Linked DNA regions of Homo sapiens: region 1 is linked to region 2. Evidence: read pairs that join two places in POLR2A ChIA-PET (ENCODE). Cell type or tissue: A673. All regions are shown on one strand. Each heading gives the region's core, and the rest is flanking DNA. Links, peaks and the distances in the headings are about the cores only.

Region 1 (15,362 bases), core at 527-8,526, 56 kb after region 2:
CCTCCATATTTTCCTTTTCAACTTCTGAAGGGAGAGTCCAGCCTAGTTAATCTTGGACAAAGCTGTTTATACTTTTTCTACCAGACTGCTTCCTGGTCTGCAGGTGGCCTGTGGGCTGGCTTCCCGTGGTTCAAATGTTCACCCTGGGTCCAGTCATTGGCTGCCCCTTACCTAAGTAACAGCCCAGAGCACCAGTGCTTCTAAAAGTTTTGTAGTAAGTACAAAGTAGTCCCAGGTGCATTCTTGCATATCTCCTACAATCAAAAATTCAAAACTTATGTTATTCAAGAATTGTTTTTGTGTTGGGATGTTCGTGTGGAGGGTATGCTTGGAGCTTGTATAATCATTGTAGTACATTCCTGCTTTAATGCTGCTCTTTATTTTCTCAGCAATTTTCTCTAATATTTTGTTGACTGTTCCTTTATAGTAGTTTTTTTTTCATTCTTCAGAGTTTTATTATATTTAACTCCTAAAGTTACTACTCAGGGTCACATTTATAACCTTGAGCATTAACATGACCACTTAGTGACATTGAGTGATACTGTTAGGGGTTATCAAGAAGATTTTACATTTATATTAATAGTAAGTGATAAAATAACAGGAATCACTGAAATCACTTGTAGAAATATGGTTCTGGCCGGGCGTGGTGGCTCATGCCTGTAATCCCAGCACTTTGGGAGGCTGAGGCGGATGGATGACTTGAGGTCAGGAGTTTGAGACCAACTTGGCCAACATGGTGAAACCCTGCCTCTACTAAAAATACAAAAAATTAGCCAGGTGTGGTGGCTAGTGCCTATAATCCTAGCTACTCAGGAGGCTGAGGCAGGAGAATCGCTTGAACCCAGGAGGCAGAGGTTGCAGTGAGCCAAGATCGCGCTGTTGCACTCCAGCCTGGGCAACAAGAACGAAACTGTCTCAAAAAAAAAAAAAAGAAAAAAGAAAAAGAAATATTATGCTTCTACGCGTTGCTGAATAGCCAATATTTCTGTTTACCAGCTGAAGTGATGCTACAAAGTGGCAATAGAATAAACACAGTTTTCAGTTCACTAAGCCCATCAGCTTTGATGCTGTGTGATTCGTAGCAAAATTTTCAGGTCTCAATTCATATTCATATTTTGTGAATGAAATGAGACTTTAAGGCAGGTGTGGTGGCTCACACCTGTAATCACAATACTTTGAGAGGCTGAGGTGGGAAGATTGCTTGAACCCAGAAGTTTGAGACCAGCCCGGGCAACAAAGTGAGACTCCATCTCTACAAAAAATTACAAAATTAGCAAGGCATGGTGGCACACATTTGTAGTCACAGCTGTTTGGGAGGCGAGGGCAGGAGGATCCCTTGAGCCCGTGGTTTGAAGTTATAGTGAGCTGATTGTGCCACTGCACTCCAGCCTAAGCAACAGAGCAAGACCCTGTTCTCCCCCACCTCCCAAAAAATGAGACTTCAGTATTTTTTATACAGTTCTATGTCAAATCCACCTAAGTCAACCTCTACTAAGATGCAAACACAGGGTAAATATGTGCGGGAGTTATAGGTCAGTGGCTTGGAGTGTTGGAGTGGCCCAATAAGTTCTCTGTCTTATTGGTAACTGACAAGTACATTTTAAAATAATAGAATATTTTAAAGAAAAGCAGTTGTAGGCTGGGTCCAGTGACTCACGCCTGTAATCCTAGCACTTTGGGAGGCCGAGGCAGGTGGATCACCTGAGGTCAGGAGTCTGAGACCAACCTGGCCAACATGGCAAAACCCCATCTCTACTAAAAATACAAGAATTAGTTGGGTGTGGTGGTGTGCGCCTATAATCCCAGCTACTTGGGAAGCTGAGGCAGGAGAATCGCTTGAACCTGGGAGGTGGGGGTTGCAATGAGCCAAGATTGTGCCACTGCACCCCAGCCTGGGCAACAGAGTGAGACTGTCTCAAAAAAAAAAAAAAAAATTTCAGAACTCAAAACGTAACTAGGAATTCAGAACTGCTGAGGCAAAATGTCATTAAAAAAACCCATTACTCTTTTTTTTTTTTTTGAGGTGGAGTCTCACTCTGTCGCCCAGGCTGGAGTGCAGTGGCTCGATCTTGGCTCACTGCAAGCTCTGCCTCCCGGGTTCACGCCATTCTCCTGCCTCAGCCTCCCGAGTAGCTGGGACTACAGGCGCCCGCCACCACGCCCGGCTAATTTTTTGTATTTTTAGTAGAGGCAGGGTTTCACCATGTTAGCCAGGATGGTCTCGATCTCCTGACCTCATGATCTGCCTGCCTTGGCTTCCCAAAGTGCTGGGATTACAGGCGTGAGCTACTGTACCCGGCCCCAACTCTTTTTTTTTTTTAAGACGGTGTCTCGCTCTGTCGCCCAGGCTGGAGTGCAGTGGCTCGATCTCGGCTCACTGTAAGCTCCGTCTCCCGGGTTCACGCCATTCTCCTGCCTCAGCGTCTGGAGTAGCTGGGACTACAGGTGCCCGCCACCATGCCTGGCTAATTTTTTGTATTTTTAGTACAGATGGGGTTTCACTGTGTTAGCCAGGATGGTCTCGATCTCCTGACCTCATGATCCGCCCACCTCGGCCTCCCATAGTGCTGGGATTATAGGCGTGAGCCAGCGCACCCGGCCAAAAAATCCCATTACTCTTTATCTGTAGACATATTACCATTTGGTATTGGTACCAGTAGACAAATAGAAGACTACTGAATGGGATTCTTTTTTTTTTTTTTTTACTGTAGCTTTTTTCTCCTTTGCCTTTTGTACCTCTTCCTTACAGACTAGATCTGCAATGTCCAATACGGTTGCCACTAGCCATATGTGGCTGTTAAGCACTTGAAATATGACTAGTCCAAATTGAGATGTGCTGTAAGTGGATTTTGAAGACATAGTACGATAAAAATAATGTAAAATATCAATAATTTCTTATATTGATAACGTTGAAATGATATTTTGGACATATTGTGTTAAACAAAATAATTACTATTAATTTCACCTGTTTCTTTTAATTTTTTTCAATTGGTTACTAGAGATTTTTTGTTTTATTTTATTATTATATTTATTTATGTATTTTGAGATGGAGTCTTACTCTCTTGCCCAGGGTGGAGTGCAGTGATGTGATTTTGGCTGACTGCAACCTCCACCTGCTGGGTTCAAATGATTCTCTTGCCTCAGCCTCCCGAATAGCTGGGATTACAGGCATGCACCACCACACCCAGCTAATTTTTGTATTTTTAGTAGAGATGAGGTTTCGTCATGTTGACCAGGTTGGTCTCGAACTCCTGACCTCCAGTGATCAACCCACCTCAGCCTCTGAAAATGCTGGGATTACAGGTGTGAGCCAACATGCCTTTTTTTTTTTTTTTTTTTTTTTTTTGGAGACGGCATCTCGCTCTGTCACCCAGACTGGAGTGCAGTGGCGCGATCTCAGCTCACTACAACCTCCACCTGCTCAGTTCAAGCAGTTCTCCTGCTCAGCCTCCCGAGTAGCTGAGACTGCAGGCACATGCCACCGTGCCTGTCTAATTTTTTGTATTTTTAGTAGAGACAGGGTTTTACCATGCTGGCCAGGCTGGTCTCGAACTCCTGACATTGTGATCCGCCCACTTGGCCTCCCAAAGTGCTGGGACCACAGGTGTGAGCCACCATGCCTGACCCCTATTTTATTTATTTATTTATTTTTTGAGACTGAGTCTTGCTCTGTCGCTTAGGCTGGAGTGCAATGGTGCAGTGTTGGTTCAAGTTATCCTCCTGCCTTGACATTCCAAAGTCCTGGGATTATAGGTGTGAACCAATTTGCCCGGCCGGAATTCTTTTTTTTTTTTTTTTTTGAGATGGAGTCTCACTCTGTCACCAGGCTGGAGTGCAGTGGCATGATCTCAGCTCACTGTGACCTCCGTCTCCTGGGTTCAGCGGATTCTCCTGCTTCAGCCTCACGAGTAGCTGGGACTACAGGCACATGCTACCATGCACAGCTGACGTTTGTATTTTCAGTAGAGAGGGGGTTTCACCATGTTGGCTAGGATGGTCTGAATCTCTTGACCTCGTGATCCGCCCGCCTCAGCCTCCCAAAGTGCTGGGATTACAGGCGTGAGCCACCACACCCAGCTCAGTAAATTTTTAATCACATATGTGGCTTGCACTTGTGACTTATTATATTTCTCTTCATTAGTGCTGGATCAGAAGTTCATGACTTCACCATTCTCTAAAATGATTAATTACCGTATTTAAGGTTGAGAACCTAGTACTTGGTTTTTTGTGGTTTTTGTTTTTTGAGACAGGGTCTTGCTTTGTTGCCCAGGCTGGAGTGCAGTGGCCTGATCTCAGCTCACTGCAGCCACTGCCTCCTGGGTTTAACTGATTCACCTGCCTCAGCCTCCTGAGTAGCTGGTATCACAGGAGCGTGCCACCATGCCCGGCTAATTTTTTATATTTTTGTTAAAGAAATATTTAAAAAAATGTTTTTTATATTTCACCTTGTTGGCCAGGCTGATCACAAACTCCTGACCTCAAGTGATCCACCTGCCTCGGCCTCCCAAAGTGCTGGGATTTCAGGCGTGAGTCACCGTGCCCAGCCTGAACCTTGCTTTTCTAAGTCTCTTTTTTTCTACCTCTAAAAGAAAGGTATTAATTAGATCCATGGTTATCTTAGGGGCAAAAGTTTGGTGTTTTTTTTTTTTTGTTTATTTTTTGTTTTTTGAGATGGAGTCTCACTCTGTCGCCCAAGCTGAAGTGCAATGGCCTGATCTTGGCTCACTGTAACCTCCACCTCCCAGTTGAACTCCTGACCTCCAGTGATCCACCCACCTCAGCCTCCCAAAGCACTAGGATTACAGGCGTGAGCCACCGCACCTGGCCAAAGATTTTTTTTTTTTTTTGAGACGGAGTCTAGCTCTGTCGCCCAGGCTGGAGTGCAGTGGCGCGATCTTGGCTCACTGCAAGCTCCACCTCCCGGGTTCACGCCATTCTCCTGCTTCAGCCTCCTGCATAGCTGGGACTACAGGCGCCCGCCACCACGCCCGGCTAATTTTTTGTATTTTTAGTAGAGACAGGGTTTCACTGTGTTAGCCAGGATGGTCTCCATCTCCTGACCTCGTGATCTGCCTGCCTCGGCCTTCCAAAGTGCTAGGATTACAGGCGTGACCCACCGCGCCCGGCCGCCAAAGATTTTTTAAGATAATATTTTTAGTGTTTTTTTTAATTCAGGTAAAGTACAAAGAAGAAAACCCAAAATGACCCGTAATCTTACTCTACGTATCTATTTTACATATTTTTAAATATAAAAGTAATCATGTTTATGTTTAGAAAATCCAAATAGTATAGATTAGTAAAAATAAAAAGTGAGGGATCTACTGCCTGATAGTAATTATTGTTAGAAATCTGCTTTGTTGTTGTTTTTTTCTCTCTCTCTTTTTTTTTTTTTTTTTTTTTGAGAAGTCTCGCTATGTCACCCAGGCTGGAGTACAGTGGCACAATCTTGGCTCATTGCAACCTCTGCCTCCCAGATTCAAGTGATTCTCATGCCTCAGCCTCCCAAGTAGCTGGAATTACAGGCTTATACCACCATGCCCAGCTAGTTTTTGTATTTTTAGTAGAGACAAGGTTTTGCCATGTTGGCCAGGCTGGTCTGAACTCCTGCCCTCAAGTGATCCACCTGGCTTGGCCTCCCAAAGATTATAGGCAGGAGCCACCGTGCCTGGCCTTGTTTTTGTTTCTTAATCTTCCTGGCAGTGCTGATGTGTCTCATGGTTCTTTAAAAATTCCTCTGGTGCCACACTTCTAGGATTGTTTCCTTTCTTCAAAGAGAATACATTTTTAAAAATTCAAGTTGTTTTTATTTTATCCTCCCCCAAGAATATAGATTATTTACATCATACAAGTTAACAAACACCAGATTGTAAGTTATAGCTGCCATGTGCATTAGGCCGTTACAGTAAATGGGATTATAAGTACTAAACCAGACAATACAATGCAATGTTTATCCTCAACCCTACTGAGTCTCTCACTCTATAATTACAGAAGCTCTGCCAGTTAGGTTCCACTGGACTACAGCATCCTGAAACCTGGTTGGTTAATAGCTTGAGCTCTAGAGCCAAACTCCTTCAAATCTCACTTCCCAGCTTTTGACCATGGGCAAGTTACATTACTAAGCCCCTCTGAGTCTCATTTTTTCTATTTGTAAATCATAGTTGATATTGAATTCATTGGATAGCCATGGGGGCCAATTAGACAGTGTACGTAAAGCAGCCACCACAGTGCATCACATAAATGCAACTGCTCAATAAATGTCAGTTAGCCTCTTTATTATGAGGTCACCTTGGAATTTAATCTTAGCTCCAGTCTTGTATCTACCTCTGGAATTTGCACCTCCTTAGAATATAATGGTCCTAGGCGCTAATTATATTATATATATATTATATATATATTATATATAATATATTATATATATAATATATATAATATATTATATATATAATATATATTATATATATTATATATATAATATATTATATATATTATATATATATAAAAGCCCTGTTTTTTGAGGTATCAGGAATCCTGTCAGGGACTAGCAGATCTCTGATCCACCCTCATCTGCCAAGGCCAGCAGCTCCAGTTCCTTTTTCTGTGTGTTTTACACAGTAGAATGCCATGTAAGATTTTATCTGCGAAAGACGTTTGACTCCTTCAGAAAAGAAAAAACATTATTGACTTAGAACAATGTGTTTTGTTTTGTTTTTTTTTCCCTGAGACAGAGTCTCACTCTGTCACCCAGGCTGGAGTGCAGTGGTGTAATCTCGGCTCACTGCAGCCTTTGCCACCCGGGTTCAAGCGATTCTCCTTCCTCAGCCTCCCGAGTAGCTGGGACTACAGGCACCCGCCACCACGCCTGGCTAATTTTTTGTATTTTTAATAGAGATAGGGTTTCACTGTGTTAGCCAGGATGGTCTTGATCTCCTGACCTCGTGATCCACCTGCCTCAGCCTCCCAAAGTGCTGGGATTACAGGCGTGAGCCACTGCACCTGGCCCTTTTTTTTTTTTTTTGAGACGGAGTTTCACTCTTGTCACCCAGGCTGGAGTGCAATGGCGTGATCTTGGCTCACTGCTACCTCCACCTCCCAGGTTCAAGCAATTCTCCTGCCTCAGCCTCCCGAGTAGCTGGGAATACAGGTGCCTGCTACCACGCCTGGCTAATTTTTGTATTTTTAATAGAGATGGGGTGTCACCATGTTGGCCAGGCTGGTCTCGAACTCCTGACCTCAAGTGATCTGCCTGCCTTGGCCTCCCAAAGTGCTGAGATTACAGGCGTGAGCCACAGCACCTGGCCACAGTATGTCCTTTATAGACAGGCAGATAGGCCCTATGTATCTTGCACAACGTTACATGGTGAGTTTATGGCAGAGCTAAGGTTATGTCTTTTTGTTTGTTTGTTTGTTTTGAGACGGAGTCTCGCTCTATTGCCCAGGCTGGAGTGCAGGGGCATGATCTCAGCTCACTGCAAGCTCCGCCTCCCGGGTTCATGCTTCTCCTGCCTCAGCATCCTGAGTAGCTGGGACTACAGGCGCCCACCACCACACCTGGCTAATTTTTTGTATTTTTAGTAGAGATGGGGTTTCACCGTGTTAGCCAGGATGGTCTCGATCTCCTGACCTCATGATCCGCCTGCCTCGGCCTCCCAGAGTGCTGGGAGCCACTGTGTGAGCCACCACGCCCGGCCAAGGTTATGTCTTAATTCTCAGAACATACATTAAGTTTAAATACCAGTGAAGTCATTTTCTATACATGGTTTTTAGAAGCTGATTAGTATTTCACTGGTGTTAGCTTCAAAATTGCCCTTGAGAGTTTTCACTTGTGATGACATATCAGATTGCTGTTTCTTTGACAGAGACTGCACATATCTCATGCTGCATAACCCTGAAATACCTGTTATAGTTTTGGTCTTTTAATTTAGCTTTTGAGTTTTGGATTCTGTCCATTTTTTCCCCTAAAACATCTGTAGAATCAGCTATTGCTTTCTATTCCACAGTCATTATCCTAGGTTTGTTTTTATGACTTCTTTCCTGCATATTTATGATTATACAAACTTCTTTTGGGCTCCCTACCTCATTTGTCTTTTCAGTCTGTTCCCCGCTATTACTGTAGTTCTCTTTCTAAAACGCAGATAGCCAGGCATGGTGGCACATACCTGTAGTCCCAGCCGTTGGGGAGGCTGAGACACAAGAATTGCTTCAACTTGTGAGGCGGAGGTTACAGTGACCTGAGATTGCACCACTGCACTCCATTGTGGGCAACAGAACGAGACCCTGTCTTGAAAAAAATTAATTAATTAACTAATTAGAATAAAACACAGAGGTGATCTTGGCTTGTCCCTTACTTAAAATATTTTAATACCTTCCTTTGGCTTTCATTGTCTAGGCTTGCTGTTCAGGGTAGTATTTATTGCTTTTCACAAACTTGGTCCTACACTTTCATTTTCATGAAACTCATTCTATTATGTAAACATAATACTCTCATGTTGTTTCCACTTCTTCTAGATAACACTCCAAACCTTTGACCATACTATTCCTTCTGCCTAGACAGCACTCCCCAGTCCTCTTCTTCAGTCTTCAAATTTCACCCCTAGACAGCTTGCCCTAACCTACATCTCCCTACTTTTGCATTTTGCCCTGTTAGATCTTTTCATAGACTCCTGTGATAACAATTATTATATTCTATTATAATCCTTCATTAATAGCACAGTTTTACTAGCTAGACTGAGAGCCCTACAAAGGCAGGAACAGTATTTTATTTATCATTTTAGAAAGTAGGTATTTTGCCAATCATTTATTAAATATTTATTATTTTAGAATGTTGTGATAGGAAGTGGTAGGGAGTTATGATGGAGGGATAGGTATAAAGGGTAGTTAATTGGAAATAGAATAAGAAGGTAGTAGTGCAAAGCAGGTTCCAAATAGAAAAAAAAAAGATTTATTTGGGAATTGAGAAGGTAAATGTTAGCCTAGATTGGAGATAAAGATCTTTGCAAGGAAACATTTCCAATACAAGGGGAGGGAATCCTATCACACCCAAATACTCTATGCATTGAGGTAAAAGCCAGAATGGCTTTTTGACTGTGTCTCCCTGGCCTTTTATTTTTCCAACTACTGTATACTGTAGGTCATTGCTATTTTTGTAGTTTTCTTTCCAGAGGTTCCTTTTGTTAGTTGGGTGTTTGTACAGGTATTCATCCTACTGTACTTTGTGAGAATGCCTTTAAGAGAGGTCTGTTTTGAGTAATTAGATACTAGTGGAAATAATTCTGTTGGACACTGCCCTTACTTATAATTCTCTTAGCATGCCAAATGCTAGTGACTTCAGCTGGCTTAGAAATAAGAAACCTTGCTGTTGTCACCCATGTCCCCACCCCACAGGCACACATTCAGAGACCTCAGTAGTTCTCCCTAAACTGAATTTTCTGACCCTTATTTTACTACCCTAAGTTCTTAAAGTCTCCACTATAGACATTAAGAATGGGAGCAAAAACAAGTACATTTTTGGAAAAAATGTCCAATACTCATCATTGGTTAGGAATTCAACATTGTTTCGTTGGCTTAACTAAATTAGATGCCAAATTCCTGGTATATGTTTCATACCAGAATCGAAGCTCCTAATAAATTGGCCTAGGAGGAAGCAATAGAATAACAGAAAAGATTCAGATATGAGTCTCTCTGGAGTTATTTGCTGCCGCTACCTAGTCTGAAGGTGTGAGCAGCTGGGCTTAGTTTGGCAGATGTGGAAAGCTGGTAAGCACTTTCATTTCATAGTGCTGTTAGAAAGGAGGGGAAGAGAATAGGAAGAAGAGTCCTTTTCTCTTAATTTGGAGTCTTCAATTGAAATCTGCCTTTACAAATCATATAAAGCTTGATGCCAATTCTACTAAAATAAAACTCTACACTTGTATATGTATTTAAAAAACACTGGGCTGGGCATGGTGGCTCACACCTGTAATCCAAACACTTTGGGAGGCTGAGGCAGGAGGATTGCTTGAGGCCAGGAATTCAAGACCAGCCTAGACAACATGACAAGACTCCATTTCTACAATTTTTTTTTTAAAAACAAGCTGAGTGTGGTGGTACTCACCTGTTGTCCTAACTACGTGGGAGGCTGAGGCAAGAGGATCACTTGAGCCCAGGAGTTGGAGGGTGCAGTGAGCTGTGATTGTGCGACTGTACTATAGCCTGAGTGACAGAGTGAGACCCTGTCTCTAAATTAAATAAAAATAAAAAATACTGAATGGAAGTAGACCAAGAAGTTAACAGTGATTTTCCCTGGATGGTGGAATTATAACACACTTAAGCTTTTTTTTTTTTTTTTGCTTTTTTTTTTTTTTGAGACAGGGTCTCATTTGTTACCCAGGCTGGGTGGCAGTGGCACAATCTTGGCTCACTGCAGCCTCAACCTCCTGGGTTCAAGCAGTCCTCCTGCTTGATGACAGCCTGGGATGACAGGCACGTACCACCATGCCCAGCTAATTTTTATATTTTTTTTGTAGAGATGGGGTTTTGCCATGTTGCCCAGGCTGGTTTCCAACTCCTGGGCTCAAGTGATCCACCTGCTTCAATCTCTCAAAAGTGCTGGGATTACAGACGTGAGCTGCCGTGCCTGGTAGAACTTTTTGTTCTTCACTATGGTATCCAGACTCCTCCAGAGTACATGTGTTGCTGTTATAATACATGAAAAAAAAATGAAGTTATTAAAATAATAGTTGATTTTTAAAGGGTTCATAGAGGCTCTTCTGTTTTCATGAGCAATAAACAGAAACTGATCTTTTTGAGACAGGATCTCATTCTGATGCCCAAGCTGGAGTGCAGTGGGGCGATCATAGCTTACTGCAGCCTTGACCTCCCAGGCTCAGGTGATCCTCCCACCTCAGCCTCCCAAGTAGCTGGGACCACAAGTACATACCACCACACTCAGCTATTTTTTTATCTTTTGCAGAGATGGGGTTCCCCCCATGTTTCCCATGCTGGTCTCAAACTCCTGGGCTCACGCGATCCTCCCACCTTGGCCTCCTAAAGTGTTGGAATTGTAGGCATGAACCACTGCACTTGGCCTAAGAAAATTTTGTTCTAATAATATTTGATTCCCATTTCTTATAGTTTTATTAAGATATATTTCACATACTAGCTGGGCACAGTGGTACATGCCTGTAGTCCCAGCTATTCAGGAAGCTGAGACGGAGGATTCCTTGAACCCAAGAACTTGAGTCTAGTGTGGACAACATAGCAAGACTCCAGTCTCTTAAAATGAAACAAGAAAAAGATACATTTTACATACTTTTTTTTTTTTAAGTTTTTGAGACAGGGTCTTGCTTTGTCACTGTAATTTTTTCTATTTTATTTCTGTATTACTTTTTTGTTTATTAAGACAGGTGTCGGCTGGGCGCGGTGGCTCACACCTGTAATCCCTGCACTTTGGGAGGCCGAGGCAGGCGGATCACGAGGTCAGGAGTTCAAGACCATCCTGGCTAACACGGTGAAACCCCGTCTCTACTAAAAACACACAAAAAAATTAGCCCGGCATGGTGGCGGGCGCCTCTAGTCCCAGCTACTCAGGAGGCTGAGGCAGGAGAATGGCATGAACTTGGGAGGCGGAGCTACAGTGAGCGGAGATCGCACCACCTCACTCCAGCCTGGGGAACAGAGTGAGACTCCGTCTCAAAAAAAAAAAAGACAGGTGTCTCACTCTGTCACCCAGGATGCGTTGCAGTGGCACAAATACAGCTCGCTGCAGCCTAACCTCCTGGACTCGCGCGATCCTCTCACCTCAGTCCTCTGAGTAGCTGGAACTACAGGCAGGTGCCACCATGCACAGCTGATGTTTTTGCATTTTTGTAGAAATGGGGTTTCACCATTTGCCCAGGCTAGTCTCGAACTCCTGATCTCAAACGATCTGCCTTCCTTGGCCTCCAAAAGTGCTGGGATTATAGGCTTGAGCCACTGTGCCCAGCCTACATACTATTTATTTATTTATTTGTTTGTTTAAAATGGAGTTTTGCTCTTATTGCCCAGGCTGGAGTGCAATGGCACAATCTTGGCTCACTGCAACCTCTGCCTCCTGTGTTCAAGTGATTCTCCTGCCTCCCAAGTAGCTGGGATTACAGGCATTCGCCACCACACCTGGCTAATTTTTTTTTTTTTTTTTTTTTTTGAGACGGAGTCTTGCTCTGTTTCCCAGGCTGGAGTGCAGTGGCGTGATCTTGGCTCACTGCTTCTTCTGCCTCCCGGGTTCAAGCAATTCTCCTGCCGCAGCCTCCCTAGTAGCTGGAATCACAAGCACATGCCACAGCGCCTGGCTAATTTTTATAATTTTTAGTAGAGACAGGGTTTCGCTGTGTTGGCAAGACGGGTCTCGAACTTCCGTCCTCAGGTGGATCCACCCACCTTGGCCTCCCAGAGTGCTGGGATTACAGTCATGAGCCACTGCACCCAGCCCTAATTTTGTATTTTTAGTAGAGACAGGGTTTCACTGTGTTTGTCAGGCTGGTCTTGAACTTGACCTCAGGTGATCCACCCACCTTGGCCTCCCAAAGTGCTGAGATTACAGGTCTGAGCCACCACGCCTGGCACAGCCTACACACTTTAAATTTACCCATTTAGAGTGTACAGCTGAGTGGTTTTTAGTAAATTGAAAAAATTGAACAATTATCACAATCTTAATTTTAGAACTTTAAAAATACCCCTGAAAAGAAAAATTTCTTGTAATTCTGTTCATATATTTTAGTGGTATGAATCCTTTTATAAATCTTGTGACATTTTCAGGGTGAACCTAGCACTGTGAGTTATGAAGGCATATAAGACACAGTTCTTGACTTCAAGTAGCTGATAGACTAATAGGGAAGAAAAGGAAACATAAATGTCTTTACAACAAGACAGTTGATTAAAGTTTCACACCAGTGATATAAGCTATATATCACAGGTTTGCTGAGGAATTGAAGAATCATCTGTGTTTGGAATGATGACAACAGGCCTCATGGAAGTAGGGAGATGGAATTTTCTAGCCAGAAAAAATGTGGAATTATATTATTCTTTGTATAGGCACTTTTCAGTCTATAATAAACATTTTCTTTTTGCCCATTGGGAATTATGCCTACTTTTTTTTTTTTTTTTTGAGACGGATTCTCACTCTGTCTCCAGGCTGGAGTGCCGTGGCATGATCTCGGCTCTCTGTAACCTCCGCCTCCCAGGTTCAAGCGATTCTCCTGCCTCAGCCTCCCGAGTAACTGAGACTATAGGCACGCGCACCACCATGCCCAGCTAATTTTTGTATTTTTAGTAGAGATGAGGTTTCACCATGTTAGCCAGGATGGTCTCGATCTCTTGACCTTGTGACCCGCCCGCCTCGGCCTCACAAAGTTCTGGGATTACAGGTGTGAGCCACTGCGCCTGGCCTATGCATACTTTTATACAAATATTTTATCAACAGATCTACCTTTATTCAGAAAATTATGGTCTGCAACATTTAATGAACATACAGTATGGGGATGACAAAATAAATAGCTTGTAATTTAACAATTACACTGAGATCTCTACTGCTTGTTTTTTAGTTGATTTATATTACAAGGAAAAGTCAAAGTCTTTCTATATTCTTGTCATCTAATGCAGGGTACTTCTCAACTCCCCCACCATTATTCTAGCCTCTGTAACTCCTCCTTTCTCTGCCTTTACCGTTCTGGGATGTGTGTAATTGTAGTAGGTCATTACCCAGAATTATATGCCATGTGTGACAGTCTGCAGAGATAGGATGTTGCAACACTGTCACCACATGGCTCACAGAGTAGAAAGTCATTCTTCCATTTTTATGATACCTTAATTTCTATTTTAAAAAGCCTTTAAAAATCAGCATTTGGATTTTTATGTTATTACATCCCAGAAAAATGATCTTCTAGTGAATATAAGTACAGAGTAGTAGTATCATATGGATTGTAATGTTTCCTTTAGGTGACTGAAATGACCTACCCCTTTCTCATTGCTTTTGAAATTGAAAACACTTTTGACATTGTTTTTGGGACACAGGTTCTAAAAAAAGGCAGGTAGATGGATCACTTGAGTATATTAAGGAATACCTGCATCCAGTGAAGATGCTACTTAGGTTGTTTTTCTAGAGTAGGAATAGATCTGTGAGCTCCAGCTGTGTATTTCTGTGACTGTCCTTTTGACTACTGTACTTTCAGAGTCACTGACTTCAACCATGCAATGGAATTAACCTGACCGACTCAGGCTGAAAGAGTCCTAATAAAGTGATGACCTGAGATTGGAAACCCACATAACAGTTTTGTCTTTTTAATTCTGAAAATCATAATTTATCTGTTTTATTTCTGTATTATTGATTGATTGATTGATTGAGACAGGTCTCACTCTGCCACCACCCAGGCTGGAGTGCAATGGTACAATCACAGCTCACTGCAGCCTTGACCTCCCCGGGCTCAGGTGATCCTCCCATCTCAGCTTCCCAAGTACCTGGGAACCACAGATGCACCACTACACCTGGCTAACTTTGTAATATTTTGTTGTATAGAGACAGGGTTTTGTCATGTTGCCCAGGCTGCTCTTGAACTCCTGGGCTCAAATGATCCGCCTACCTCTGCCTCCCCATGTGCTAAGATTACTGGCATGAGCCACTGTGCCTGGCTTAAGTAATTTAAGTAATACTATTTGTTTTATTTAGATTGTTTTACAAGGACATGCTACAAGAGTAACTGCTAAATCTCAACAGAGTGGAGAGAAGGCATTTCGATGTGAATATGATGGATGTGGAAAATTATATACAACAGCTCATCATCTCAAGGTATATATAAAAGAAATGTTCTATCTAGTTATGAGAATACCTAGGATATTAAATACTAAGATCATATTTTTGTGTAATTCAAATGCCACTGTTTTCTCCCAGTTATCAAGATACTGGCACTTGGTCACACTCATACACAGACATGTAAAAACCTATGCGGACTTTAGAGACTGTTAATTTTTTGAGGGCTTGGACTGTGTTTTTTTCATCTCTGTATTCCTAATGTCCAGGATACTACCTGGCACATGGTAGGTACTCTACATATTTGAATATATGTTGTCAAGTATGAAATCCATTTAATTATATGAGAGATATGTGTGTAATCACACATCTCTGTTAATTCACTGAAATCTAGCAAAAGTTGGTGTTAATTTGGCTTTTAAATATTTGGGCTAAGGCTGGGCGTGGTGGCTCATGCCTGTAATCCCAGTGCTTTGGGAGGCCGAGGCGGGTGGATCACCTGAGGTCAGGAGTTCAAGAACAGCCTGACCAACATGGTGAAACCCTTTCTACTAAAAATACAAAATTAGCCGGGCGCAGTGGCAGGTGCCTGTAATCCCAGCTA
Region 2 (15,362 bases), core at 3,417-11,416:
GCTGAAGTATTTCTGAAGGCATTTGCTGTTGGTGTCCAGCAAGTAAGTCTGTTTTTAGTTTTTCTCAGTGGAAACATGGCATCTTTAAGTTAATTTATATATTGCTTATTCCCAGTTTCTTTGACATCTAAAGAGTGCCTGTTTGGACCCTGTACCAGGTCTCAAACATTTTTGGTCTCAGGATCTCTTTATGTTCAAATTACTTAGGATACCATTGGGTTCTCATTTATGTGAGTTATACCTAGTAATATTTATCATATTAGAAATTAGAGTAAACAGTTCATTAAAATATAATAACAGGCCTATTATATGTTAAGACAATAATTTTTTTTTCTCTTGTTGCCCAGGTTGGAGTGCAGTGGCGTAATCTCGGCTCACTGCAACTTCTGCCTCCCAGGTTCAAGCGATTCTCCTGCCTCATCAGCCTCCCGAGTAGCTGGGATTATAGGCATGTGCCACCACACCCAGCTAATTTTGAATTTTTAGTAGAGACGGGTTTTCTCCATGTTGGTCAGGCTGGTCTTGAACTCCTGACCTCAGGTGATCCGCCTGCCTTGGCCTCCCAAAGTGCTGGGATTACAGGCATGAACCCCCACCCCCGGCCCAGAATTCTAATTTTTGCTTGAAACCTCAAGTTTTAACACCAGTAACATATTGTCAGCAATTTTCCTTGAAATGAGGGACTCGTTTTATTCATTTTTGAGAATATAATCCTATAATCCCAGCACTTTGGGAGGCCAGGGCGGGCAGATCACGAGGTCAGGAGTTCGAGACCAGCCTGGCCAACATGGTGAAACCCCGTCTCTACTAAAAATACAAAAATTAGCTGGGCGTGGTGGTGCGTGCCTGTAATCCCAGCTATTGGGGAGGCTGAGGCAGGAGAATGGCTTGAACCCAGGAGGCAGAGGTTGCAGTGGGCTGAGATCACGCCACTGCACTCCAGCCTGGGTTACAGAGCAAGACTCCATCTCAAAAAAAAAAAATTCTTAAGAAAAACTTGTTCTAAGGCTGGGCGCAGTTGCTCACGCCTGTAATCCCAGCACTTTGGGAGGCCAAGGCGGGCGGATCACGAGGTCAGGAGATCAAGACCATCCTGGCTAACACAGTGAAACCCCATTTCTACTAAAAATTCAAAAATGTAGCCGGGCGTGGTGGCGGGCGCCTGTATTCCCAGCTGCTTGGGAGGCTGAGGCAAGAGAATGGCGTGAACCTGGGGGGTGCAGCTTGCGGTGCGCAGAGATCCTGCCACTGCATTCCAGCCTGGGCGACAGAGCAAGACTCCGTCTCAAAAAAAAGAAAACTTGTTCTATAAGAATATGGCTGTAAAGAATACAGTGACTTGGCCGGGCGCGGTGGCTCACGCCTATAATCCCAGCACTTTGGAAGGCCATGGCAGGCAGATCACCTGAGGCCAGGAGTTCGAGACCAGCCTGACCAACATGGAGAAATCCTGTCTGTACTAAAAATACAAAATCAGCCAGGTGTGGTGGTGCATGTCTGTAATCCCAGCTACTCGGGAGGCTGAGGCAGGAGAATCACTTGAACCCAGGAGGCGGAGTTTGCGGTGGGCCGAGATTGCACCATTGAGCAAAACTCCATCTCAAATAAATAAATAAATAAACAAATAAATAAATAAATAAAAATACTGTGAATTTAATATCATACTCTTGATTCAAATAAGGCATCAGAACATTTAACACCATGGTTTTGTACCATTGGTGCAAATACTCATTTACTCAAAACACAGTTTTGTTTTTTTTTTTAAAAAAAGACAATATCATTATGAAAGTAGCTTTAAACTAGTAGATCCTCTGAAATAGTCTTGGGGACCACTAGAGGTTTGTGGACCACATTTTGTGTGTCAGTGTTCTGAAACATGAAGTAGAGTTAGAACTATTGACAGATGCTAAATAGGCAGTTGACTGCTTTGGGTAAGGTTTTCCCAGAAGATGGCTTTAACAAGATAGGGTTTTCTCCCAATACTGTGGTTTTTCAATAGGTAGCAAATGGGTTAGGTGTGGTGACTTACACCTGTAATCCCAGCACTTTGGGAGGCTGAGATGGGAGAATCGCTTGAGGCCAGGAGTTAGAGACCAGCCGGGGCAACGTAGTGAGACACTGTCTCTAACAACAACAACAAAAAAAACCCCAGAAAAACGAAGATAGTATATAGTTTTCTCTTCTTTTCATTCTTAATCAGAAATGAGTTAAATTATTTTTCAAAGTATACGGTTGTTTTTCTTGATGATGAGCTTGTCATTAAAATATGTGTTAACTGTTTTTACTGGCTTGTAAGTGGTTGAAATTTCTATTTGAACATTGATTTGTGATCGAAAATTTTTTTCCAAGGTTTTATTGAAGGTGTTATATCAGTACAAGGAGAAGCAATATATGGCTCCTCGAGTTTTACAACAGACATTAAATTATATTAATCAAGGAGTTTCTCATGCTCTCACCTGGAAGAATCTGAAGCCCCATATACAAGTAATAATTTTTATCTGAAATGTTTTTATAGTAAATATAATAGAAATGACATCAATTGCCATAAAGGTTGAAAAATTGCATGTTTGTTGAGTTGTGTTACTTAGACTACTTCTGGTGATTGTTTTGAGAGTATAGCAGAAAAAGGAGATAAGACAGTGACATAAAGTTATGAGAGGTATCTTGTGAATATTCAACTTATCTTTTAATCCAAAACTGTTGTCTTCAAACTTGCAATTTAAGTTCTTAATATTGGACTATGATTATATTTTATCATGTAATTTGGAGTAGCCAAGGGACTTTATCTCACCAGATTCATTTCTAGTATAAATGACTTACCTGCTATTTCTATGAATAATTTATGTGCTTTATTTAGAGCTGTAGAATTTTATAGACTATATATATTTAGAATACTTAATTGCGACCTTTGTACACATATATCTTAAAGTTACTTGTTACAGAAAGGGGAAGTACATGTAGTTTGATAGTTGATCTTAGAACACATTAAATGCATTACTAACGTTTGATATTAAGCTTTAAAATACATATAGTGTTACTTTGGTTTTAATACTTAAAGGAAATTTGAAGGTTTAAATTTGAAAACTGATGGTTATTGTTTTCTTAACTTTTAAATTGCAGGGCATTATCCAAGATGTTATTTTTCCATTGATGTGCTATACAGATGCTGATGAGGAACTTTGGCAAGAAGACCCTTACGAATATATACGCATGAAGTTTGGTAAGGAATTTTCACGTTTTTAGAAACAAAAAATGTCAGTAATTAAGATTACAGTGATTGCATGTAGCCAACCTAGGGGGTATTATGTATCTTCTTTGTTGTTTTAATGTAATTGATCCCTTGTGTAGTCCTTTTTGGGGCTATTTATTAATTATGACATTTGATAATGATAATCTTATTTTTGGCAGACACAAATTCAATACTGTTAAGTTTTTATTACTGAATACCAAAACTGTTAGATATTCAAGATTACACCTCAACACTAAATGTCTTAACTATACTTTTGGATCTTATGTTAGCCATCATATGAGTGGGAAATGAGAAAACACATCTAGGAAGCTGGTGTCACATGAAGTCCTTGCACAGAACTAAAGAATTGTAATTTGGCTAATAATGTTGAATATTGGTCCTTATTCTTACCAAGTCATTTGTGCTTTTTGCAGCTTGTACTTTTGTGACCCTGTTGTGAAAATTCTCACATCAGTAGTGTTTCATACATACGATTTAAACTGCTGAGTTCTGAGTTAATAAATAAAAATGAAAGCTATTAGGAGGAATTCATGGATTAACATTTAATTTTCACAGGCCAGGTGCGGTGGCTAAGGCCTGTAAATCCCAACGTGTTGGGAGGCCGAGGCAGGCAGATCGTTTGAGGTCAGGAGTTTGAGACCAGCCTGACCAATATAGTGAAACCCCATCTCTACTAAAAATACAAAAATTAGCCGGGCGTGGTGGCAGGCACCTGTAAACCAGCTACTTGGGAGGCTGAGGCAGGAGAATTGCTTGAACCTGGGAGATGGAGGTTACAATGAGCCGAGATCGCCCACTGCACTCCAGCCTGAGTGACAGAGCGAGACTCCATCTCAAAACAAACAAAAGCATTCAATTTGTACAGAAAAGACATTGAATTCTGCTTTTGCAAAATTATAAAGGGATCTGGGATCATTTTCATACCTTATGTAAAGATTAAGCATGTTTTTTAATGCTTTGTTGAAGAAATTAATGTTTATTGTCTTAATTTTAAACTTGTTCTCTAGATGTGTTTGAAGATTTCATTTCTCCTACCACTGCTGCCCAGACACTTTTGTTTACAGCCTGTAGTAAGAGGAAAGAGGTAGGCTTATTTAATGTTTAGATAACTTTTCTGTATTATTTAAAATTTATTCAACTATACACTTTTTAAATGTTAGTCATGTGAGTCATTTTGTTAGTATGTTTTTTAAGGACTGTTGGCCTATTCAGTAACAATACTTTTCTCTTTTAATCTAGGTACTGCAAAAGACTATGGGATTTTGTTACCAGATTCTTACAGAACCAAATGCTGACCCTCGAAAAAAAGATGGAGCCCTGCATATGATTGGCTCTTTAGCTGAAATACTTCTGAAGGTATTCTTTAGTGTGTTTGTATGTGCATGACTATGCAAGTAGTTTTAAAAAATAAATAGCCAGCCAGGCACAGTGGCTCACTTCTATAATCCCAGCACTTTCGGGATGCTGAGGCAGGCAGATTGCCTGAGCCCAGGAGTTTGAGAACAGCCTGGGCAACATAGTGATACCCCCATCTCTATAAGGATAAAAAATAGGCCGGGTGTGGTGGCTTATGCCTGTAATCCCAGCTATTTGGGAGGCCAGGGCGGGGGGATCACCTGAGGTCAGCAGTTGAAGACCAGCCTGGCCAACATGGTGAAACCCCGTCTCTACTAAAAATACAAAAATCCGCCGGGCGTGATGGCTCACGCCTGTAATCCCAGCATTTTGGGAGACCGAGGTGGGTGGATCATGAGGTCAGGAGATCGAGACCATCCTGGCTAACACAGTGAAACCCCGTCTCTACTAAAAATAAAAATAAAAAATTAGCCGGGCATGGTGGCTGGCGCCTGTAGTCCCAGCTACTCAGGAGGCTGAGGCAGGAGAATGGCTTGAACCCGGGACGTGGAGTTTGCAGTGAGCCGAGATCACGCCACTGCAATCCAGCCTGGGCGACAGAGTGAGACTCTGTCTCCAAAAAAAAAAAAAAAAATCAGCTGGGCATGGTGGTGGGCACCTGTAATCCCAGCTACTTAGGAGGCTGAGGCAGGAGAATCACTTGAACTTGGGAGGCGGAGGCTGCAGTGAGCCGAGGTCATGCCACTGCACTCCATGCTCCAGTCCAGGCGACAGAGACTCCGTCTCAAAAAAAAATAAAAAAATAAAAAATAACAACCTTATGGAGTGTACAACTCAGTGGTTTTTAGTTTATTCACAGTTGTATAACTATCACCCCCAGAAGGAACTCTGTATACATTAGCAGTCACTCCACATATCACCCCAAATCTCCCAACCCTAGGCTACCTATAGTCCACATTTTTTCTATGGATTTGTTTATTGTGGACATTTTATATAAATGGAATCATATAATACGTAGCTCTTTGTGGGTGACTTCTTTCATTTAGTGTAATGTTTTCAAGGATTATCTGTGTTATAGCAGGTTTCAGTACTTTTTCCTTTTTGTTGCCAAATTATATTTCATTATATTAATATACCACATTTTATTTACTCATTCATTAGTTGTTTCTACTTTCTGGCTGCTTACAAATGTTGCTGTGAACATTCATGTTTAAATTTTTATGTGGACATACGTTTTCATTTTTCATGGGTATATACCTAGGAGTATGAATTGCTTGTCATAATTTGAGACACCGCAGAACCCATTTTCCAACGTAGCTATACCATTTTATATTTCTGCCAGCAGTATATTTTGATTATAGCCATCCTAGTGAACGTGAAGCATTATGTCTTTGTGGCTTTGAAATTTTTCATGTGCTTACTATCCGTTTGTATATTTTCTTTAGAGAATATCTATTCAAATTCCTTGCCCCAAAAAAATTGCTTGCCTTTGTTTTTTTTCTTTTTATTTTTTGAGATGGAGTCTTGCTCTGTCACCCAGGCTGGAGTGCAGTGGTGAGATCTTGGCTCGCTGCAGCCACCAGTCTCCCACATTAAAGTGATTCTCCTGCCTCAGCCTCCCAAGTAGCTGAGATTTCCGCCTCCCCGCCCCCCCGCCATATGCTGGAGTGCAGTGGCGCAATCTCGACTCACTGCAACCTCTACCTTCCGGGTTCAAGTGATTCTCATGCCTCAGGTGCCTGCCCCCAGCCTAATTTTTGTATTTTTAGTAGAGATGGGGTTTTGCCATGTTGGCCAGGCTGGTCTCAAACTCCTGGCTTCAGGTGATCCGCCTGCCTCAGCCTCCCAAAGTGCCAGGATTACAGGCGTGAGCCACTGTGCCTGGCCCTTGCCCATTTTTAATTGGGTTATTTGTCTTTTTATAATTGAGTTGTTAGAAATCTTTACATTCTAAAGCCAGGCACTAAGTACTCACAGAATATTTAGTCATTGTGTCTTTTATCTTTTCGTTTTTTGGAAATGGAGCCTCGTTCTGTTATACAGGTTGGAGTGCAGTGGCGTGATCTCTGCTTACTACAACCTCCACCTCCTGAGTTCAAGCGATTCTCCTGCCTCAGCCTCCCGAGTAGCTGGGACTGCAGACACCTGCCACCACACCAGCTAATTTTTGTATTTTCAGTAGAGATGGGGTTTCACCATGTTGGCCTGGCTGGTCTCGAACTCCTGACCTCAGGTGATCCACCCGCCTCGGCTTCCCAAAATGCTGGGATTACAGGCGTGAATCACTGCACCCGGCCGTCTTTCATCTTTTCTATACCTGTTCACCCATCCTTCTCTTTGTTTATAAAGTATGTATTAAAGACATTCTAATCATTTGTGGCATAGAAGGCTGAGAATTAGTGAGTTCTCTTGGCAAATTCAAGTTTATCTATTCTTACCTTTCACTCAGCTTCACTTAGTGGTAATACCTTACATAGGTAGGCAAAGTTATCAAAAACATGAAGTTGATTTTGGTATGCTACTATCAACTAATCCATGGACCTTTTTAAAGTTTCACAAGATTTCCCACTATGTCCTTTTTTCTGTTCCATGACCCAGTCTAGGGTCTCACATTGCATTAAGTTGTCATGTCTGATTATGTAAGTGTTGATATATAAGTGTCTTATGTTTTTAATGTTGATTTAATGTGCAGTTTAAGGAACTCTTCTAAAAAGCTTCTTTCCACTTAGAAAATACTCACTTTGAATACTGAGAGTGCCTTTTTAGAGAATCACTTGAATCTGGGAGGTGGACATTGCAGTGAGCCGAAATTGTGCCACTGCACTCCAGCCTGGGCAACACAGCAAGACTCCGTCTCAAAAAAAAAGAAAAAAAAAAGAGTGTGCCTTTTTAGATAGCCAGTTTATTCGTTTGAAAGCAGGATTTTTCTCAGGTTATGTTATTTTCAGCCAGAAACTTTATCAGACAAGTTTTTTCCTTATAAAAGTTTCATAGTAACAGATAAAATTAACCAAACTTACATCATTCGAACACTATTGCTGGTAAGATTTGGCATAATGGCTTTCTAATCAAGGAATATAAAAACGTGAAAATGTGTTTAGTGGTTTTTGGTGGTGAAGTTCTGGAATACGAAAATTGGTTGTGGATTCTGGGGTTCAAAGAATGAGAATAAATATATGTAACATTAATAGTCATTTTTAATAGTGTTATATCTGTTTGGAAATTGAGATGATTATATTTGGAACTGTATCAAAATAACTGTTGTTTATATTTACAGAAAAAGATCTATAAAGATCAGATGGAATACATGTTGCAGAATCATGTATTCCCTCTCTTCAGCAGTGAACTAGGCTACATGAGAGCAAGGGTATGTTTTAAAGCTGCATTATTTATATACTTTTGTCTTGTAATGAATGACTCTGTGGACTTTTATATTGAAACTTTTAAATGTTCACTTTGAAGCCTGTGTCTTATTTTAGGTTTCTGTTTAATGTAAATCTTTACATGGCTGCTGTAATGTGTGCATAGGTTTCATCTGTGTCTGGTAGCAGTGTCTGTCTGTGTTTTTCATTCAGATCTTGCTATCCACACAAACATCATGCGGCCAAAGAGTAACTTGGGATCATAGTACTGGTCTAGTGTTGTCTCTGGACACATCTACCACTGGCCAGCCTCCAAATTCCCACACACAGAACTCAGGGAATAGAGATTAGCTTGGGGGAATTTAAGGTAAGGTATCTACAGTAACTCACTGTGTTTTTACAAAAGGCTTGCTGGGTACTTCACTATTTTTGTGAAGTGAAGTTCAAAAGTGATCAGAACCTTCAAACAGCCTTAGAGCTAACAAGAAGATGTCTGATTGATGATAGAGAAATGCCTGTGAAAGTGGAAGCTGCCATTGCCCTTCAAGTATTGATCAGCAATCAAGAAAAAGGTAAAGGATTTTTGTATGTCAAGAAAAGTGAATGTTGGCCAGGTGCGGTAGGTCACACCTGTAATCTTAGCACTTCGGTAGGCTTAGGTGGGAAGAGCGCTTGAAGCCAGGTGTTCAAGACCAGCCTGGGCAACATCTCTACAAAAAAAATTTTTAAAAATTAACTGGACATAGTGGCATGTACCTGTAGTGCCAGCTACTTGGGAGTCTGAGGCAGCAGGATCACTAGAGCCCGACGGTTCGAGGCTGCAGTGTGCTACGATTGCCACTACCCTCCAGCCTGGGCAACAGATCAAAACCCTGCCTCTTATAAAATATATATATATATATTAATTGTAAAAAGCCATAATCCTAGAAACTTGGCATACTTCCTTTTTATGTGAAAGTACTTTTTTAAAAAACTCATCGATATTTGTTATATCAGGTTTTAAGAAGTTTTAGGGGTTTTACGCAAGTTTTTTACTCTTTCTCTTACAGCTAAAGAATATATCACACCATTCATCAGACCTGTAATGCAGGCTCTTCTTCACATTATAAGAGAAACAGAAAATGATGACCTTACCAATGTAATTCAGAAAATGATCTGTGAATATAGTGAAGAAGTTACTCCTATTGCAGTAGAAATGACACAACATTTGGTATGTTGTTTGAACCTACCATATTTGCAAGCATTTTAATGTAGCTCTCAGTATGTTCCAGGTTGTGTCACCAGTGGCTTGCCTTACCTTATAGCAGTCAACCTTTTTGGCACCTGGGATCGGTTTCATGGAAGATAATTTTTCCACAGATGGTCCGGGGGAGATGGCTTTGGGATGAAACTGTTCCACCTCTTATCAGACAGGCAATGGTTTCTCATAAGGGGTGTGCAACCTAGATCCTTGAATGCACATTTCACAGTAGGGTTCACGCTCCTGTGAGAATTTCCGGCAGTAATGCTCACTCACCTACCACTTATCTACTGCTCCTAACAGGCCATGGACCGGTACCAGTCCACTGCCTGGAGACTGGGGACCCCTGCCTTATAGTAGATATTTCACAGACATTACTGTGTAGCACGTAAAGCCCTTGACAGATACTTAACTTACTTAATTCTAACACAATCATGTGTCAGAATTATTCCTGTTTTACGGAGAAAATATGAGGTATAAAATGGTTTATTGCCTAAGCTAGGCAGGGTGCGGTTGGGATTTATATATGGGCCTTCATGGTACTTGTTCTTAACTACTACCTCGGGCTGCAGCATGACTATCTGCATAGTGCCCTGGAATGCTCAAAATAATCGATTGAATTTTACAAAAGATAAATCAGTGACCCCCTTGATGATTAAATATACTTTTATTTGGACATTGTCAAGTGTTAACCAGTAATATTAATGAAAACTATTCATAATATTAAGTACTTTTTATACCTTGCCTCATTTAGTCCTCGTACGGTGTCTATGAAATCCCCGAAGTGGCATGCAGAAAAGGTCAAGAGAAGTCAAGTAGCTTGTTTAAGGTCACCCAATGAGCAGACTATTTGATTATAGAGCTTAAGCTCTTTATTATCATTAATCAATTTGGAGACATTGATTTGTTGTGGTATCCCAATGAGAACGTTCTAAGAATTAAAAGTCTTAGACCAAAACATATTTATAATGCTTCAGTGACAAACTTGAGTTATATTCTCTTGAATCTAGGCAATGACATTTAACCAAGTAATCCAGACGGGGCCAGATGAAGAAGGTAGTGATGACAAAGCAGTTACTGCTATGGGAATTCTGAATACAATTGATACACTTCTTAGTGTAGTTGAAGATCATAAAGAGGTAAGAAGATGATCTAGTGTTGCAGTTTTTCAAGCCATTTTATGCTTTTTAGAGGGCTCTAATATCTCTCTGGCATCTCATGTACCATGTTTTTGCCATTTTCCCTTTTATAAAGATAAGATTGGTACATTATATTTTAAGTTCTAAAGTATTAGTAGAAGGAATAGGAAGCAGGTATTTGTTTTACCATCTTAGGGCTCAGGATTTTGGCTCCTCGTTATGTTTTCTCAGATCCAGAAATATGGTGGTTCCCAGAAAAACAAAAATATTTTTCTTAGTTTTCTTTTTCTTTGAAAAATTTTGGTTATACACATAGCATAAAATTTACAATCCTAACCATTTTTAAGTATATAGTTCACTAATATTAAGTATATTCACATTGTTATGCAACCATCACTACCATCTTCCTAGTTTTCTTCTTTTCTAGTTGTCTTTTGGAAAAGTAAGAATTGTAATAATGGATTTTTTTTTTTTTGAGATGGAGTCTCACTCTGTCACCCAAGCTGGATTGCAATGGTCACTGCACCTGACCCTGAAATTGTTTTTCTTAACATAATGGAAATATTCTAAGTGTTAAGAATGTAATAAAGTTTAGGTGATTAAGAAGTTTTGGTTATAGTTTTCTTATTATTTACTCTTTTCTGTATGTTTTAAATAACTCCATTTTTTAAAAAATCCATTATTGGGCGGCCAGGCATAGTGGCTCATGCCTGTAATCCCAGCACTTTGAGAGGCCGAGGTGGGCAGATCACCTGAGGTCAGGAGTTCGAGACCAGCCTAGCCAACGTGGTGAAACCCCTGTCTCTACTAAAAATACAAAAATTAGCTGGGCATGGTGGCGGGCGCCTGTAATCCCAGCTACTTGGGAGGCTGAGGCAGGAGAATCACTTGAACCCGAGAGGCAGACGCTGCAGTGAGCATAGATCGCGCCACTGCACTCCAGCCTGGGCGACAGAGTGAGACACTGTGTCAGAAAAGAAAGAAAGAAAGAAAAAACAATTTGAGATAGATGCAGTTGAAAGCCCTCAGGGGACCACTTCCTAACCCCTTTTCCCTACTTCCTTTCTTCCCATAGAAGTAACACTGTCATGAATTTGGTGTTTATAATTCCAATGCAGATGCTTGTAATGTATCTCTTATCCGTAAATTACATGTTTTCTGCAAGTTGCCTTTTGCAGCATGAGGTTTTTCACTAAACTTTTTTTTTTTTTTTTTTGAGACAGAGTCTCCCTTTGTTGCCTAGGCAGGAGTGCAGTGGCGCCATCTTGGCTCACCGCAACCTCTGCCTCCCAGGTTCAAGTGATTCTCCTGCCTCAGCCTCCTGAGTAACTGGGAGTGCAGGCGCGCACCACCATGCCCAGCTAATTTTTCTATTTTTAGTAGAGACAGGGTTTCACCATGTTGGCCGGCAGGTCTGGAACTCCTGACCTCAAGTGATCCGCCTCCCTTGACCTCCCAAAGTGCAGAAATTACAGGCGTGAGCCACCACGCCAGCCACGTAAACTGTTTTTGTATTCTGCCTTATAATTGAATATAAGCAGAAGCCATGACCAATCCTATAGGTGCTTTATGTTTTAACAGATTAATTGTTTATTCTATTTTAGGAATTGTAAATGTATTAAGTTCTGTATATTTGAAATGGATGTCTTGCTTTTATATCTGATTAGTGGATATTATTTTACCCTTCCTCCCCTTAACATTCTTATGGCCCTCAGGGATTTGGGATCTAATTTAGGACTATCTAGACAATTATAGAGGAATTTGTATTTCTTGTCAGTCTTGAGTTGGGGGCTGAGTTCACATTCCATGGTTCACTATATCTAATAAAATTTGAAAAACTAAGGTGACTTAAGGATTATTGAGATTCGTAGCAATAATGCCTTCCTTCGGATAATTTCTCTGTGAGTCATTGACGGTGACTTTTCAATTACATTGAGCTGAATTAATCTCTATTTGCACATAACAGATGGGCTATCTTCCAAATGGTTTTTTTTTTTTTTTTGAGATGGAGTTTTGGTCTTGTTGCCCAGGCTGGACTGCAATGGCGCTCGGCTCACTGCAACCTCCACCTCCTGGGTTCAAGCAATTCTCCTGCCTCAGCTTCCCAAGTAGCTGGGATTACAGGCACCCGCCACCATGCCTGGCTAATTTTTTGTATTTTTAGTAGAGACGGGGTTTCACCATGCTGGCCAGGCTGGTTGCAAACTCCTGACCTCAGGTGATCCACCCACCTTGGCTTCCCAAAGTGCTGGGATTACAGGCGTGAGCCACCGCGCCCGGCCAACTCCTTTATTTTCATAGTTGTTTGCATTTTTCGAGAATGTTGTTTTTTCCTTTTTAGGTAAATTAAGCTAGCCATTCCTTGTGTTTTTCTCATTGTAATGGTATTTCATTCTATTTTTATCTGAGATCACAATTTCATAATGTGTAAGTCATTTTAAAACAAAGACTTATTTTTTTCACAATATTGACTTTATATTTAAGTGTACTGAATTATAATATGCGTTGTCTTACTAAGTCATTTAGTAGGCTGTAACTGCATATGATTTTTTTTCTTCTCTTTTAGATAACCCAACAGCTTGAGGGAATCTGCTTACAGGTCATTGGTACTGTTTTACAACAGCATGTCTTAGGTATTATACCTCTGATTGTGCTAAGAATTTAGTGCTATTTCACATGAGCAAGCATTTTCCTAATGACTTAGTATTCTCTTTTAGAATTCTATGAGGAGATCTTCTCTTTAGCGCACAGTTTGACATGTCAACAAGTGTCTCCACAGATGTGGCAGCTACTACCCCTTGTATTTGAAGTCTTTCAGCAAGATGGCTTTGATTACTTTACAGGTGAGTCAAAGCAGCATGGAAATACTGAGGGTTTTCCCTGCTTTGATTTATTTGTAGCTTATCATTTGAACATACACTTTTTTTTTTTTTTTTTGAGTCGGAATTTTGCTCTTGTTGCCCAGGCTGGAGTGCAATGGTGCGATCTCAGCTCATCGCAACCTATGCCTCCTGGGTTCAAGTGATTCTCCTGCCTCAGCCTCCCAAGTAGCTGGGATTACAGGCATGCGCCACCATGCCCGGCTAATTTTGTATTTTTAGTAGAGACAGAGTTTCTCCATGTTGGTCAGACTGGTCTCGAACTCCCGACCTGAGGTGATCCGCCCACCTCAGCCTCCCAAAGTGCTGGGATTACAGGCATGAGCCACTGCGCCTGGCCTGAACGTACACTTTTGAATGTTCAGACTGCTTCACTGTTCGGAACAATTATCAGTAGAAGTTAATGCTCTCAGTGGTGATGCATGATATTGATTTCTGCTATATAATTTAGTTATTTTAGGCTTATTCTTTGTTAACACAGATACATACCCACACACCCCCTTGTAATCTTCTCCATATAAATGTAAAAATGTGTCTATAATTTTTATGTTTAAGTACAAAGAAAATCACTTTAATAATAGGTTCATTTCTGCATTTAATTATAAATGAATATGTTTTAATTAAAACTAAATGTTAAGGCCAGGCTTAGTGGATCACACCTGTAATCCTAGCACTTTGGGAAGGTGGGAAAGCACTTCAGTCCGGGAGTTCTCAACCAGCCTGGGCTATTAGACCCTGTCTCTAAAAAAAACTTTTAAAAATTAATCAGGCGAGGTGGCGTGTGCCTATAGTCCCAGCTACCTGGGTGGCTGAGGTGGGAGGATCACCTGAGTCCAGGATTTTGGTGTTACAGTGAGTTTTAATCACACCACTGTATTGGGCACTCCATCCTGAGCAACAGAGTGAGAGTGTCCCCCCTCCCCCCAAAAAAAGGTGAATGTTAGAGACAAAATGATCTCATAGATTTGCCTTTTTCTAAGGAAATTTTTCAAAAGCAAAGAAAGCATTTGTGTTACTAAAGATGTGTAACCGATGTTTTTTATTAATACAGATATGATGCCCCTCCTTCATAATTATGTAACAGTTGATACAGACACACTTCTGTCTGACACCAAGTATCTTGAAATGATATACAGTATGTGCAAAAAGGTAGGTCATTTTTATATATCAGATTTCATGAGGCTTCTGCTATAAAATGTATGAAATTGTGAAAACTCATGTGATACCACATTGTAGTAATAAACATGTAAACATGGATCTGACAGAATTAAGGGCTTTAAAAGTTAAAAGTCATTGGTCCCTAGATGCCACAGTTTTGATAAATATATGTCTTTTGTGTGCCCTCTGACACTTGGAATTTGTTTTTGAATTTTAGAGTGCCCGGAGTTTAACTAACATAGTCTTATGGAATCAAAAGAAGGAAAGAGTCAAGAACTTGAGAGATTTTTGAAAGGATTAGGAATGGATAGAGATGTTTTATAAAGGAAAAGGTTAGCAGCTATAGGTTTACAACAAGCAATAGGAAATGAATGTCCCCCTTTTGTTTGGTTGGGGAAACAAATAAACTGGAGTCCATCAATATCAAAGTCAGTGTAATTGGAAGCATTTTAATTTCTAGCAATGTCTGTTGTAGGTCGTTAGAAAATGATTTGCTCCATGAAGTTTTTAGATTTCTTTCACTCATCTCTTTCCTTTCTGAACACGAAGTCACACATAATCATCTAGTTATGTTAGTCATTTTTTACTGCCAATTATATTATTTATATTAATATTCTGGGAGCAGAGATATACCTATACTATCTACATTTCTATTCCTGAACACTTATTCATATGTTTATACTCATCTAGTTTTCACTAGCCTTCAAGTCCATGTTCATTTCTTGTCTGGAGTTTATAGGGCAACATTTGCCCTCAACAGGCTGCCTCTTCCTCCCTCCGTTCCTCTCTCCCCTACTGGTTTTTTGTGTTATTGTTGTTTTCTTTTTTAAAGAGAAAAGGGTTTCCTAGAAATGTCAACATCTTAGCTTTTTGTAGTTCTTTACGTGAGAAAGGTTAGGTGTTTTAGCTACCACCTGTGTATGAGAAGTTAGTGGTTGTCAACTTGCTGTAATCCAGAATGGCACTACAGGATAGGTG

What was found. Peaks named below come from ENCODE experiments on the same cell type or tissue, not always from the same donor. Only the 100,000 strongest peaks of a DNase experiment are listed, where the experiment ranks them.
Region 1: POLR2A ChIA-PET joins it to region 2 with 11 read pairs; 8 of 35 experiments call an interaction of 5 or more read pairs at or near these places.

The regions. Positions count from the first base shown.
Region 1 is chr11:9,479,969-9,495,330 of GRCh38, forward strand. It overlaps ZNF143 (zinc finger protein 143), which reads left to right. Exons shown (of 16, transcript NM_003442.6): 8 at 14,678-14,797. Among named protein-coding and RNA genes, the nearest start is that of ZNF143, 27 kb to the left of the region's middle. In A673, for the core only: no CTCF peak of the experiment used is centred there; no DNase peak of the experiment used is centred there; H3K27ac peaks cover 810 bases.
Region 2 is chr11:9,420,657-9,436,018 of GRCh38, forward strand. It overlaps IPO7 (importin 7), which reads left to right. Exons shown (of 25, transcript NM_006391.3): 8 at 1-42; 9 at 2,350-2,484; 10 at 3,121-3,220; 11 at 4,258-4,334; 12 at 4,490-4,606; 13 at 7,884-7,973; 14 at 8,375-8,540; 15 at 9,018-9,178; 16 at 10,219-10,347; 17 at 12,914-12,980; 18 at 13,065-13,190; 19 at 14,278-14,375. It overlaps SNORA23 (small nucleolar RNA, H/ACA box 23), which reads left to right and starts at 8,110; the gene lies at 8,110-8,298. RefSeq lists a silencer at 8,066-8,360. In A673, for the core only: no CTCF peak of the experiment used is centred there; no DNase peak of the experiment used is centred there.